Regions from separate parts of the Homo sapiens genome. Here region 2 is linked to region 1. The links are chromatin loops, found by intact Hi-C in ENCODE. Cell type or tissue: PC-9. All regions are shown on one strand.

Region 1 (2,500 bases):
TTGGGTTGGAGATGAAATCATAGGGAATTGAAGCAGTCCTCTTGCTCTGAATCAGTTCCTGGGTGGTGGCCACAAGATCAGATGAGCCAGTTTATTGATCTGGGTGGTGCCAGCTGATCCATCAAGTGCAGGGTCTGCAGAATATCTCAAGCACTGATCTTAGGAGCAGGTTAGGGAGGGTCAGAATCGTGTAGCCTCCAGCTGCATGACTATTAAACTATAATTTCTAATCTTGTGCCTAATTTGTTAGTCCTACAAAGGCAGTCTAGTCCCATAAATGATTTGCTTCTAAGTATCACTTTCTTGAAATCACTGGTGGCATACTGAATTTGTATGATTGTTCATATATCAATGAAATTAAATCTTTCAATAAAATTTAAGAAGTTTGTCTACTTCATAATGAAGATATGCTCCACGTCCTATGGAGATAGTGCTTAAGAAGTATATTTTTGAAAGGAATAAACACATGAGTAAAAGTATATATGGTATGTTTCCACAAACCTTGAAACGAGTAAGGGGCTAGACTAGCTAATTCATTTGGTTATTCAACTAAAAATGTTTGGGTCTTTACATTTATTTTGATGCAGTTAGCTAACGCTCAGCTCTTATACTTTTACTTCAAATAATATATAGATCACATCTATTCATTCAATATGCACCCATTCTATCAGGCATTTTGAAGTTCTTAGACAAAATTAAATAAACTGACATAATCACTTAGCTACTAGATTCCTCCAAACATCTCTCACAAAACAGATATTACTTTATTTGTTGTGTTTATAAACAGTAGTGGAAACAATTCTGTTCTCTAATTTTAAGCTGAAAAATCATGTCCTTATTAATTCACTGTAATAATTTTTTATTAAATTTTATCCCTTATTTCTTAGATTAAATGCACATAAATTTGATGTACAACTTTATAGTTTTAAAATGTGTCTATTTATGGCCTAATTTCAACTTTAAGTGAAAATGGAATTATTAAGAAATATTCACTGTTACATTTGGCTAGCAATTCATCATGGCATTAAGGTACTGTTTTCCATGGTTTTTCCATCTTGGGTTATAATACTGAGACATTTCACTTGTATAGTTCTGCATTCAATTTTTCTTCCAATTTATTTCCTGCAAGGTAATTCTAAGTTATAATTGTCACTGTATCCTTATTTGATACATTGGTCGCCTTTCTCTCCTTATGACTGTCTTTTTGGTAAACTCAAAAAGTGAGCAGGGGCCATACAGTTAAATTCAAAACAGGAAGTCATATGATGTTCCTTTATACTCCTACCTTTCATGATTGACTTGGCTCCCTCTGCTGGTTAGTAATATAATTCCTTTCTTAGTTCAATAGGGTATGTGTTAACATTGGTGAAATATCTGGGGTGAATAAGCTTGGAGTTAGAGCTTCTTATATGTTGATTCTCTAGCAAATTTTGTGTTTAGCTAAGGTTTTAACCAACCTAGGCCTTACTTATCTATAATGGAAAGGGACTTGGTATCACATGCCTGAAAAACAAAATTTTTATTAATGCCGTCTTAAATAGACTTGCCAACATTACAATACTGAAATCTACAAATAGCAAATAAAGTGAAAGAGTAATGAAATATTTAAATTGTATTAAAATATTTCAGTATAATATAATCCTTAACTTATTTGCTTTCTGGTTAGATACTTTTCATTCTACTCATGCAATATAATGCCTCCTTTTTAAATTCTATACACAATTTCTTCCTTCTTAAGTTTCCCCCTTTTAAATCCTATACACAAGTGTAAGTACATTTATTTAAATATATAGAATGAGTTGGATGGCAAATGAGAGTTACCTATTTAAGAACTTATTTACTTTGGCTAGAGAGAAAACACTTATTGAAAGTTTATTTTTCGGAGGGAGAAAGAAGTTTCCACCATTTTCAGGGAGTAATTTGTTCCTATGATAATTACTCTGTGAAAGATAGAAATTTGCTTTGGTCTGACTTATTAATAAACACTTGTTTTAAGATTGAAGGGAAGGTGGGAAGAAATAGAAACAAACATATATTCTGCCCCATGTTTATTATTGTGCTGTATCGGACATTTTAGATTGGAAAATGTGCTACAACAGATCAGTAATAGTCACAGATCTACACACAACAAATGTAGGTCCACTAGGAAAATAATTCCTCCTCACAACTTTAACCGTATTTGACATTTCTACTAACAACATAACTTTATTTCCTACCCTTTGCCTTAAGATTACCTTTCTGAAACCAGTATCAGATCTCTAAAATAGCCTGGTACTTCCTCTAAAATCCTTCACTAGTTCATAGGCAGTCAGATCTTTCTAACATTCCTTTTTTCCCCATTTTCTAAGGAAAATCTGAACTGTAGATTTTTAAAAACAAAAACAAACACTTTTTTTGGCCTGTAACCCACAATAAGGAATATGTTTTACAAGGTAATCTAACACATATACACATGAACAAATGTTTACTTAAAAACACATACCCTTACCATCTGTGATGT
Region 2 (2,500 bases), 2.0 Mb before region 1:
AAAACTAGCTGGACATGGTGGCACATGCCTGTAGTCTCCAGCTACTGTAGATGCTGGGGTGGGAGGATCACTTACTTGAGCCCAGGAACTTGAAACTGCAGTGAGCCGTGAGCACTTCAGCCTGGGCAACAGTGTGAGACCCTGTCACAAAACAAGATCAGTTCAGTATAAGATTTTAAAATCTTTTAACATTTTCTTTTTCTTTAGGGAAAGTGGAAAAATAAGGAACGGATTCTCATCTTTTCTTCCAGAGGAATAAATTTTAGAACAAGACATTTAATGCAGGACTTGAGAATGTTGATGCCTCATTCTAAAGCAGGTGCCTTTATATCATATACTTTAGAAATTTCTATCTATAAACTTACCTATTTTTATGTTTTCACTTATTTTATATATTCTTCATTTGTTCAGTGTTCTCACGAAAAAAACACAATGCCTTTTATCCTTTCAAGTGCCACAATTTTTCCAGTTAACATTTCGTAAGAAATTCTTTAGATTTCATTAGGTAGATTCTTTACTTTTTAAAACAGGTGTCCTAATATTATTGAAACATTTCTTGAAGGTCCAGGAATGCCTTCACTGTAATGCTTCTGAAGGTCCTGAGATAGGTGGGATGGTTTGTCCTAAGTGCTAAGGACTGCCACATGTTGCTTTTTGGGCCTTTTTTTTTTTTTTTTTAACTGTTTTTATTGAAAAATGGACCTGGGATAGAATTCAAAGCACTTTTTAAGTTGGAGTCAGAGCCTATTTCTAAATGCCAGGTTATTTATTTATTTTTAAGCAGTGGGTTATTTTACAGGCAAGAACAGTATGGCCGGGCATGGTAGCTCATGCCTGTAATCCCAGCACTTTGGGAGGCCGAGGTGGGTGGAACACTTGAGTCCAGGAGTTCCAGACCATCCTGGGCAACATGGTGAAACCCTGTCTCTACAAAATAAAAAAAAAAAAAAATGAAAAAAGTAAAGTAAATTAGCCAAGTGAGGGGGTCACTTGCCTGCAGTCCCAGCTACTCAGGAGTCTCAAGCAGGAGGATGGCTTGAGCCCAGGAGTTCAAGGCTGTCATGAGCCGTGATTGCGCCACTACATTTCAGCCTGGGCAAGGAGCAAGACCCTGTCTCAAAAAAAAAAAAAAAAAAAAAAAAAAGTTTGGAACAGTGGAGTGGCAGCGCCATCATATGGCTGTTGTTGTGCTTATGTTGAGAGGTGCTTTGGGGTTTTTTTGTTTTTTGTTTTTTATTTTTAAAATTTTAACTTATTTTAGATTCAAGGAGTATATGTGCAGGTTTGTTACACGGGCATAAAGTCAGTTTTCTTTGACACCTAAGATTAAAAAGTGAAAGATATTTTCATTGAAACTGGTTTCCTTTAACACAGTCTTTGGTTTGTGAGAATTTTCCCATTTTTGAAAAGGATTCCTAGAATACCTAAATATTGAGAAACACTGCTTACACTATAATTTCTAATTCTTACAGACTATATTTTACTTATTTTCTTTACATTTACAAAGAGTCAAGATTTTTGAGCGATTGTTTCCAGCTCTTGTTTTGAAAATTAGTAATAAAATCTCCTTTAAACTGAAGAGTGTAAAAACACTTTATTTTCTGGATAGCATATGTGGTTTGATTGAAATAACTTTGAAATCACCTTTAATTTACTTGCTTTTTCTTTTTTTTCTTTTTCTAGATACTAAAATGGATCGTAAGGATAAGCTATTTGTGATTAACGAGGTAATTTTGGAAAGTAATTGCAACAAAATATTTTTAAAATGTTAACAGTGGCTTATTTCAAAACTAAGTCATTCAGTGACTTTAAAAATTATTTTGTAAAAACTATTCAGACACATTTTATTAACTCTTCAATAACTGGTCTTCCAAATTTTTATCTCTCACAGTTTAGTGCTTCATTCATTTCTGTTTGTTTTGTCTGAACAAGCATATTGAAATTTCCTCAGGAGAAGGATTATGTCCCATTTTTTAACCCTGTAGTGTCTAGTATTATGCTAAATCCATAGTAGGTACTCAAAAAATTATCAGTCAACATATATAAAGTAAAATAAGTCCATTAAACATATATATATATAAAACCCACATGGTAAAAAGTGTTTTGCCAGTATTAAAAGTGATTTGTGTGGAACTGGCTATTAAGGTATTACAAACTGAATAGGTTACATTTTCAAAGTATTGTTTAAGATACTACACTTAGGTATTTTTTTTAACCTCTGGAAGCACAGAACATAAATTTACATTTTAAAGCAAAATTTTCAAAACTTAGAAGAATTAGGATCATTTTTTCACTATTAGCCTTCTTTAGAGCACAAATTTTTGAACCTCTGCTGTAATACCACATTATTCTATGTGCTGTAGAAACTGTTCAACAGAGCAATGTCCCTGTCATTATGGAACTTACATTCTAATGGAGACAGGCCATAAACAAGGTTTATAATTTCAAGTAAAGACAGGAGAAATAAAGCAGGTTATAGGTTTTGGACAGCTGAGGCTAC

The links. Hi-C counts contacts between places; a loop is a spot of excess contacts. Peaks named below come from ENCODE experiments on the same cell type or tissue, not always from the same donor. Only the 100,000 strongest peaks of a DNase experiment are listed, where the experiment ranks them.
Region 2: it touches region 1 in a loop (5-fold over the local background); 10 of 110 quality-filtered maps call a loop at or near these places.

What each region holds. Positions count from the first base shown.
Region 1 is chr5:36,869,330-36,871,829 of GRCh38, forward strand. It overlaps NIPBL-DT (NIPBL divergent transcript), which reads right to left. Exons shown (of 1, transcript NR_046262.1): 1 at 2,032-2,500. Among named protein-coding and RNA genes, the nearest start is that of NIPBL-DT, 6.1 kb to the right of the region's middle. In PC-9, CTCF peaks have their summits at 1,294 (motif pointing left) and 1,494; a DNase peak (open chromatin) is centred at 1,312.
Region 2 is chr5:34,918,157-34,920,656 of GRCh38, forward strand. It overlaps BRIX1 (biogenesis of ribosomes BRX1), which reads left to right. Exons shown (of 10, transcript NM_018321.4): 2 at 208-319; 3 at 1,684-1,727. It also overlaps a transcript of TTC23L not described here. Among named protein-coding and RNA genes, the nearest start is that of BRIX1, 3.7 kb to the left of the region's middle. In PC-9, a CTCF peak has its summit at 1,175; no DNase peak of the experiment used is centred here; H3K27ac peaks cover 1,038 bases.